Linked DNA regions of Homo sapiens: region 2 is linked to region 1. Evidence: chromatin contacts called from ENCODE Hi-C or POLR2A ChIA-PET data. All regions are on one chromosome and are shown on one strand. The core of a region is the stretch at or near the end of the contact, and the rest is flanking DNA. Distances in the headings are between cores, read along the strand shown. Region 1 holds the start of FTCD-AS1 (FTCD antisense RNA 1). Region 2 holds the start of SPATC1L (spermatogenesis and centriole associated 1 like).

Region 1 (4,116 bases), core at 1-2,500:
TGGTGTGGGTTATTGGCTCCTTCTGTATCCCCCAGTTCCCTGCCCTTGACTGCTCTTGCAAGGGCAGAGTGTTCCAAAAAGCCAACATGCAGAAGCGCAGCTCCCTCAATACCGAAATAAACGCAGCCTCGCCTGCGGCCGTGCAGGCCCGGGGCCTCCTCAGACTACACCGCAGAGCAGCTGCACAGGCAAACCAAGAGCCTTAAAGTCCACGCCTTCTAGAGCAGAATAATTTCACTTTGGGAAATTAACTAAATCAAGAAAATGATATGAAACAAACAGAGACAAACGGGACAAAGTGCATACCCACCCCTAGGCTGCACCAACCCAGCGCTCCTGGAAAGAAATCCCGAGGCAGGGACGTAGGTCACAGTCACGCCAGCGTGCAGGGCACACGTAACCCCCGTCACGGTCACGCCGGCATGCAGGGCACACGTAACCCCCGTCACGGTCATGCCAGTCCCCCCGAAGGAAATCCCGACGCAGGGCCCACGTCACAGTCACACTGGTGTGCGGGTTCACGAGTTTTTCCTCTTCTCTGCCGTTATATTTATGTGGTTGCTTGCGGTTCTGTTTATCATACAAAGAAAACAGAAGCATGAACGTCCTGCCGTTAGCATGTCCCACATGTTCCATCCTAACCCTGCAATTCGCCTTTTCAGGGCCCTCTGAGGAGGGGGTGGGCAGGGGTGCTGGCCCACACTGAGGGTCCACTGGGACCACCCGCATCCATCCAAGGCGGAGAACGGGCACTCCCCAGGAGAGGGTGCAGTAGAGGCCCATTCCTGGGTTAGGCTGGAGGGAGCCCCTCCACCTGCGTCCTCCAGGAACTGAGTCCTGGACCCCCTGCCGGTCCAGGCCTGACCGCCGGGCTCTCCTGCAGTTTACCTGTACGGCGAGGCAGCCAGGATGGACAGTCGCCGGACCCTGCCGGCCATCCGGGCCGGGGAGTACGAGGCCCTCCCTAAGAAGGTGCCCCCACCCCGGGCGGTCGGGCCTGGGAAGGAGGTGGACCTGCCCCTTTGTCCTGGCTGGGGTGGCTGGGCCGGGCCCCTCCTTCCCGGGACCCCGGGGGGCTGTTCCCTCCCGTGGGGGATGTCTCACCCCAGAGCGAACTTGCTCACAGCTCCAGCAGGCCGACTGGGCGCCCGACTTTGGTCCCAGCTCCTTTGTCCCCAGTTGGGGGGCCACGGCCACGGGGGCGAGGAAGTTCCTCATTGCTTTTAACATCAACCTGCTCGGCACAAAGGAGCAAGCCCACCGCATCGCGCTCAACCTGCGGGAGCAGGGCCGCGGGAAGGACCAGGTGACCCCGTTCACTGACCCCATGGAGCCCCACCCAGCCCCTCGGGAAAGGGTTAGAGGCTGAGAGCCTCAGGCGGGGAGGTCGGTGGGGATGGGGCACCGGCCGGACAGGGTTCGGCCTCCCACCTGCAGACCGGCCCAGCCTCCGCGTCCACACCGTGCGGGGACCGCGCAGGTCGGCAGGTCAGGGGCGGAGTGAAGCTGGGGAGCTCTGGCCTCCTGGGGATTTTCCAGGGAACGAGGCAGGACTTCCCTTTGTTAACATGTGGCAGCATTTCCATACTGCTGGGAAACAGCGACTTCCGGAGTCCCAGGTGCCCTCAGGGGCCCCCCATATCCCTCCAGATGCCTTGGGAGCCCCGACACCCCTACAAACCTTCAGGTGCCCCCAGGCCTTTCCCTCCACGTCTGCACAGCAGTGGTCACCCGGTCTGAGCGTCACTCCGGGTATAGATACCCGGAGAAAGCGGGGGGGACCACCTGCCCATCTGTTCCCCACTCAGAGACCCCGGTCCCACAAACAGCCAAGGTCCTGGGACCCGGCTTCCCGACCTGCAGACTCAGCACAAAAGCACAGGGACCTCTAAGTCCTGCTTTAGGCCCCGGCCAAGGGCAGAGGTCAGAGTCCCCCCACGTGGACTCAGTCACCCCGACAAGTGCGGGGCTGAGGGGACTTGTCGGGAGCGGAGCAGATGGGATGGGAGAACGGCATGGGGGTGCCTGGGGCCCCACCCCTCAGCATTCCCCCAACATCTAGGACACAGCGTGGCTGGAAGGCAGGGCCTAGGCTGGGCGGGGGCCTGCCGGGGTGGGCCTCCGGTGTCTGACCCTTGGGGCCTCCGTTTCCCTGTGGCAAGCGAAGTTTCTCTGGCCCTCCCCGGCCAGCTCAGTGAGGGACGGAGGAGAACCACAGCACCCACCCAGGCACAGGCTCCTCCCCGTCCAGCTGGGGAATGCAAGTGCCAGGAGAGACTGGCAGGGCCAGGCAGGATGAGCTTCCTAGTCCAGGCTGGGGAACGCTCTTCCTTTGCAGCCAGGACGTCTGAAGAAAGTTCAGGGCATTGGCTGGTACCTGGATGAGAAGAACCTGGCTCAGGTGTCCACCAATCTTCTGGACTTTGAGGTCACGGCACTGCACACGGTCTACGAGGAGACCTGCCGAGAAGCACAGGTGAGCCCGGGAGCAGCCGCTGCTGCTGTGAGGGGCGAGCCGATCTGTCCCGTGGGCAGGGCGGGGGCCCCACATCCTCCAGCCAGGGCCATTCTCCAGCCAGCCCCCAGGGGGTGACGCTGCCTGTGCCTTGGCAGGAGCTGAGCCTCCCAGTGGTGGGCTCACAGCTGGTGGGCCTGGTGCCCCTGAAGGCTCTGCTGGATGCGGCCGCCTTCTACTGCGAGAAGGAGAACCTCTTCATCCTGGAGGAGGAGCAGCGGATCAGGCTGGTGGGCCGGGCTGCCGAGGAAGGGTCGGACAGGGGCGTGCAGGGAGGGTGGGGAGGCGGTGGCGGAGCTCACAGCCCTGGGGCGCAGCTTCCCTCCCCCTCCTCCCCCTTCATTTTATTGACTTGTGTTCAGAAGATGAGATTTCACTTTTTATTTTGGACACCTTATTGAGGTTTTTTTGTGACCTATGATATGCTCAGCTGTGCAAATTCCACGGAGAGGACACCCCACCCTTTCTGCTTGGTCTTGCCTCCTGGGCCGGCCATGCTCCCGTGGAGGGGCCTGTGCCTCCTCTCACCACCTCCATCGGGGCGTCCTGCACCCCTGGAACTGGCAGCTCATGGATGTGTGTGCCTTTAGCTATGGGACTTAGATCCCCATCCACGGAGCGGCTCCTTCAGAAAGTGATTCCTTTTGTCTTGTGGACACCTGGGCCTCAAGGCTTCTGGAGTCTGGGTTCCACCGGGGCCTCAGGTCCTGCTGGGGTGTGGCAGCGTCTGCAGAGCCGCTGTCCGCCTTGGTCTGTCCTTTCACTCGAGGTCACTGCAGAGCCGCTGTCCGCCTTGGTCTGTCCTTTCACTCAAGGTCACTTTGTTTTAGGTGTGTTTTTCGCAATAAGCACAATCCACTTAACTGGATTTTTTGGGGACGTTTTGTCTGTTTGTGTTTTTACTGATTTAGCTCTCGTGACTTGTGGATTCCGTCCTTGTTTAGTCTCGGGCATATTTTCTTCTATTAGATCGCTGACCCAGTTATTTAGTTCTCTAGCTGTAGGACCCCGTGATGCTGCAGCAGCTTTGATGTCTTCTCTGCCTCCGTCTTTACTTTCTCTTCCACTCCTTTCCTCTGGATTCACAGTGGTTTTCCAAAACCCAGCCTCAATCATTGGTGCGTTTGTGGCCTTGTCTGTTGTATTCTTGGCTGTTAACAAAATTTTTTGTGACTTTACATTTTGTATAATTTCTTACAGAGAAGATACAGGTGGCCCTCCACTCCTGCCTCCCACCCATATTTTCCAAGTGCTTGCATTTTGCCCCATTTATTTGTGTATAATCATATTATATTTTTTTCCGGACTATTTAAAAGTTGGGTTGAAGACATTGTACTCTTTTACCCCTAATTTATTAAGGCTGTGTTTCTTAAGAACAGGGACATTCTCTTACATAACCACAGTGTAATTATCAAAATCAGGAAATTCAACACTGATACAATCCTAGTATCTAATAATCCTCAGGCCATAATCAAATTGCTTCAGTGTCCCAGTGATTCCCATCATAGCGATTTCTCCTCCAATCCGTGATCCAGTTCACGTAACACAGAGCACTGAGCCAACCTTTTCTCCTTTCTTCCAACTGTTCCTGTCTTCCTTGT
Region 2 (4,208 bases), core at 216-2,715, 33 kb before region 1:
GTGTTCCGAGTAGCTGGGACAACAGACACGCACCACCACATCTGCCTAATCTTCTGACTGTTTTCTACAGATGGGGTGTCCTTCTCTTTTGATAACTTTGGTAGGGTTTGTCCATTTCCTGTGGTTGTGGAGCACGGGCATCAAGCTTTAACTACACCCCACAAATTCTAATGTCATGTTTTTATTCTCATTCAACTTGAAATATTCTCTGGTTTCCTTCGTGCTTTTGTCTTTTTCAAGACTTTTTTAAGAGGAGTTTTAGGTTCTTAGCAAAATTGAGAGGAAGATAGAGAGATTTCCCCACTCGCTGCCCCAACAAATGCACAGCCTCCCCTATTATCAACAAACTACCTGACAGCCACAATTGTCAGCAAAACGCACATGAGGGAAAAATATAAAATATAAGTAGCGTTGTATCTATTTAAGAAATTGATTTAGAAATTTAAAACTTTTCCAGAAGAAATCTAGTTCTAGATAGCTTCACAGATGAATTCTATCCGACGTTTAAGAAGGAACACCCAGAAAATGGCGCAGAATCTCTGCGGCTCATTTTAAAAGGCCAGTGTTCCAAAGCCAGACCGAGACATCACAAGAAAAGGAGATTCAGATCGACTTCCCCTGTGAGCATAAAAATACTTAAAATATTAATAAATTGAATCCAGCGCTATATTAAAAGGATAATGTGTCAAGACCAGAAAACTGTCAGAATGTTGATAGGTCCGTGGCTGGAGAGTACCTGACGTCAAGAGAAGGTTTCCTTGGAGCGGGAGGAAGACGGCATTTAAAATATGATGGGAGGAGCCAGGGCAGGAAAAGCCATTCAGGGCCCCGTCGGGCTCAGAGCGGGGGGCGCATCCGTGACTCATCCCTCGCTTCTCTCTCTGCCCTGCATCCTGGACGCCCTGCATGCCCTCGTCAGTGGGCTGTGGCTGGGCCCCCGTTGTCTTGATCTGAGGTGTGAGCCCTGTGGTGCAACACCAGGCTGGTTGGGTTGTGTCAGGAACGCTTGGGGTGTAGAAACCTCCTTTCTCCACAAAGCCTGACTCAAGACTTTCTCTCCTAGAAGCAACCTTCCCCTAATCTGGCCGCCCGGGCTGAATGAAGGTGGTGTTCTCCCAGGGGCATCTGCACCTGAGTGCCCTTGGTGGTCCTGAGTGCCCGTCACAGGGCTGGAGGTGTGGCCGGCCCACTGGGATGGTGGTGGTGGTGGGTGCCCATCACAGGGCTGGAGGTGTGGCCGGCCCACTGGGTTGGTGGTGGTGGGTGCCCGTCACAGGGCTGGAGGTGTGGCCGGCCCACTGGGTTGGTGGTGGTGGGTGCCCGTCACAGGGCTGGAGGTGTGGCCGGCCCACTGGGTTGGTGGTGGTGGGTGCCCGTCACAGGGCTGGAGGTGTGGCCGGCCCACTGGGTTGGTGGTGGTGGGTGCCCGTCACAGGGCTGGAGGTGTGGCCGGCCCACTGGGTTGTGCTTTCTGCCGTACGTCCCTTCCCATGAGGATGAGATGACCCATCTGTTGCATCCCGGCTGCTGATAAAACAAGACCCTCGGAGCCAAGAAACAACACTGAGGTGATTTACTTTCCCAAGTAATTGAAGCAGGGAGTCAGGGTGGGTTTCAAGTCGGTCGCACTGACTGAGGACAGACGCCTGCTCTAGCAGGGCCCCATGAGCCGCAGCCCTGTGTGACGGCCCGAGGGGCCGTGGCCATGGGTTGGGGGCGTCCTCAGTTACGTGCAGGCAGGAGCAGTGCAGTCAGGAACAATTGGTGTCTTAGACACGGGCGCTCGTGGTCTGAGGGGTGGACATGCACTGCTGGACCCTTCTCATCAGGGAGTGAGGTCAGTAGGTGGCCTCCAGCCCAGCCCTCAGGGCCACCCAGTGCTCCAAAGCATGTGGGGGCCATCGTGGGGCTGCCTCAGGCTGGTCTCCCCACCCTAGGCTGGTCTCCCCCGCAAGACTGGTCTCCTCCCCCAGGCTGGTCTCCCCCACAAGGCTGGTCTCCTCCCCCAGGCTGGTCTCCTCACCAGGCTGGTCTCCTCCCCCAGGCTGATCTCCCCGCCCAGGCTGGTCTCCCCCGCAGGCTGGTCTCCCCCGCAAGCTGGTCTCCTCCCCCAGGCTGGTCTCCTCACCAGGCTGGTCTCCTCCCCCAGGCTGATCTCCCCGCCCAGGCTGGTCTCCCCCGCAGGCTGGTCTCCCCCGCAAGCTGGTCTCCTCCCCCAGGCTGGTCTCCTCACCAGGCTGGTCTCCTCCCCCAGGCTGATCTCCCCGCCCAGGCTGGTCTCCCCCGCAGGCTGGTCTCCCCCACAAGGCTGGTCTCCTCCCCCAGGCTGGTCTCCTCACCAGGCTGGTCTCCTCCCCCAGGCTGATCTCCCCGCCCAGGCTGGTCTCCCCCGCAGGCTGGTCTCCCCCGCAAGCTGGTCTCCCCTGCAGGCTGGTCTCCTCCCCAGGCTGGTCTCCCCCGCAGACTGGTCTCCCCCACAAGCTGGTCTCCCCACCAGGCTGGTCTCCCCCACATGCTGGTCTCCTCCCACTGCCCTTGCCAGTCCCTCCCTCCTCAAGTGTGGGTGCCAAGGACGGACCCTGATGAACACCTGCACATCAGTTGCTGCCCTGGGTGCCAGGGTCCACAGGAAGCTGCACTGGGAACCCTGTGTCCTGGGCAGGTCCTATGGGAAGTGCAGCCCACATGTTACTCGGGTGAAGGCAGCGTCCCCACCCAGCTTGAGGACACCACACAGGGTGGACACCCGACCCTGGCTGGGCCGCTCAATGGGGAGTGGCTTGGACGCCCCTCTTGGAGTACAGTCGCTACATCCCGTAGCTGCCTAATGTCCTTGGCATTCTCGGGCCCTGGTCATAATGTGGGAGTGGCTGCCTGTGCACGCCACGGGCCTCCAGCTTCACTGCCTCAACGGGGCCATGAGCCATCGCGGGGGCAGGCAGGGTGCTGGGCACCTCATCACTAGGGCAGTGACATCACAAGGCGTGGAAGGCGGTGGTGGCTACGGAACTCCGTGCCTGGGCTGTTTCTGTGGTGCCTGCGGGCTCTGGGCTCCCACCTCCATGGGGCTGCAGGAGCCGTGAGGGACAAGGAGGGACGCACCCGCCATGGCTGAAGGCGGCGAGCTGATGAGCCGGCTCCTGAGCGAGAACGCGGACCTGAAGAAGCAGGTGCGCCTCCTGAAGGAGAATCAGATGCTGCGGCGGCTGCTCAGCCAGAGCTGCCAGGAGGGCGGCGGCCACGACCTGCTCCCACCCAGGGCGCATGCCTACCCTGAGGCCGGCTCCCCCGGGAGCGGAGGTGAGGCGCCGCCCAGCTCAGATGGCCTGGTAGATGAGGGGGTCGCGGGACGCCTGCTCCCCGGGAGTCGAGGGTGGCGGCCAGCTCCCTGATGCGGGAGGTCACGGGCACCTTTCACACCCTCAGGTCTGAGTAAAGCAAGACCAGGTGGTGGGTTCTGCTGTTGCCCTCAGGTGAGGCCCCTCCCCTCCCCTTCGGTCGCTGGCGAAGTGGGAGTGGTCAACCGCTGGCAGGTGGACTGGTCAGCTGCAGTCATGGAAGTGTCCCCATAGGGGTAGAGCAGGTGGCGCGCAGGCTTGTGGGCCTCCAGGGCCCCAGGCAGCTCTTCCAGGCTGGTCCTGGCTGGCAGTTTGCTCTGCTGCATGTGTCTCTTCTCCTGGGTCAGGGGCGAGGGGGGTGTCAGACCAGCCACACGAGTCCCATGAGTGCTGTGTCCCATCCACTCATGTCCCCGGCCAGAGCCAGGCCAGCCCCATGGTGGGAAGGTCCCACCCTGGGGAGGCCTCAGAGCCACCGGCCAGGGGAGCAGGTAGGGACAAGTGGGCGCCTGTCCCTGCGGGGCTGGGAGTGTGGAGCCATGATCCACTCACCACATAGCATTGACTCCGACCTTCTGTGGCTTTTTACTGAAAAAAGTATATATATAGGGTTTGGTCACTTTCTGCAAAGTAGTAGGCTTTATTCTAAAAGGTTTGGGAAAAACATTACCCGTTCCTGCATGTGATTTGGGGTGGGGCTGACAGATGTACCCTTGACTTTTTGTTGGGATGGTGGGCAGAGGACAGAGTCCCTGACCCAGCACTGCCTGGGATTCCCACGGCCAACCTCAGCTTCCCACCGGGCCGGGCCCGGAAAGGACGTGGTCAGCCTGCCTGGTCCTGGACGATGGAGCAGGCAGCCTCGCCAGT

The links. A loop is a pair of places that touch in the nucleus more often than their neighbours do. ChIA-PET counts read pairs that join two places held with the same protein, here RNA polymerase II (POLR2A). Pooled maps may share reads with other maps.
Region 2: a map of endothelial cell of umbilical vein shows a loop between it and region 1 (2.1-fold over the local background). The contact joins the promoter of SPATC1L here to the promoter of FTCD-AS1 in region 1. A Hi-C loop is called at or near these places in 14 of 168 maps with a recorded cell type or tissue (B cell, CD4-positive, alpha-beta memory T cell, CD8-positive, alpha-beta T cell and 10 more), 9 of 37 single-sample maps with no recorded cell type and 20 of 50 pooled maps. POLR2A ChIA-PET finds 5 or more read pairs at or near these places in 7 of 52 experiments (GM10248, H1, HepG2 and 4 more).

What each region holds. Positions count from the first base shown.
Region 1 is chr21:46,148,748-46,152,863 of GRCh38, reverse strand. It overlaps FTCD-AS1 (FTCD antisense RNA 1), which reads right to left and starts at 1,250. Exons shown (of 2, transcript NR_170989.1): 1 at 1,105-1,250; 2 at 217-570. It overlaps FTCD (formimidoyltransferase cyclodeaminase), which reads left to right. Exons shown (of 14, transcript NM_206965.2): 4 at 884-972; 5 at 1,127-1,306; 6 at 2,339-2,476; 7 at 2,614-2,745. RefSeq lists enhancers at 1-329, 330-1,033.
Region 2 is chr21:46,181,716-46,185,923 of GRCh38, reverse strand. It overlaps SPATC1L (spermatogenesis and centriole associated 1 like), which reads left to right and starts at 1,465. Exons shown (of 5, transcript NM_001142854.2): 1 at 1,465-1,568; 2 at 2,150-3,300. The coding sequence starts at 3,108. It overlaps LOC124905045 (a long non-coding RNA gene), which reads right to left and starts at 1,377. Exons shown (of 2, transcript XR_007067914.1): 1 at 737-1,377. RefSeq lists enhancers at 2,196-2,799, 2,800-3,403.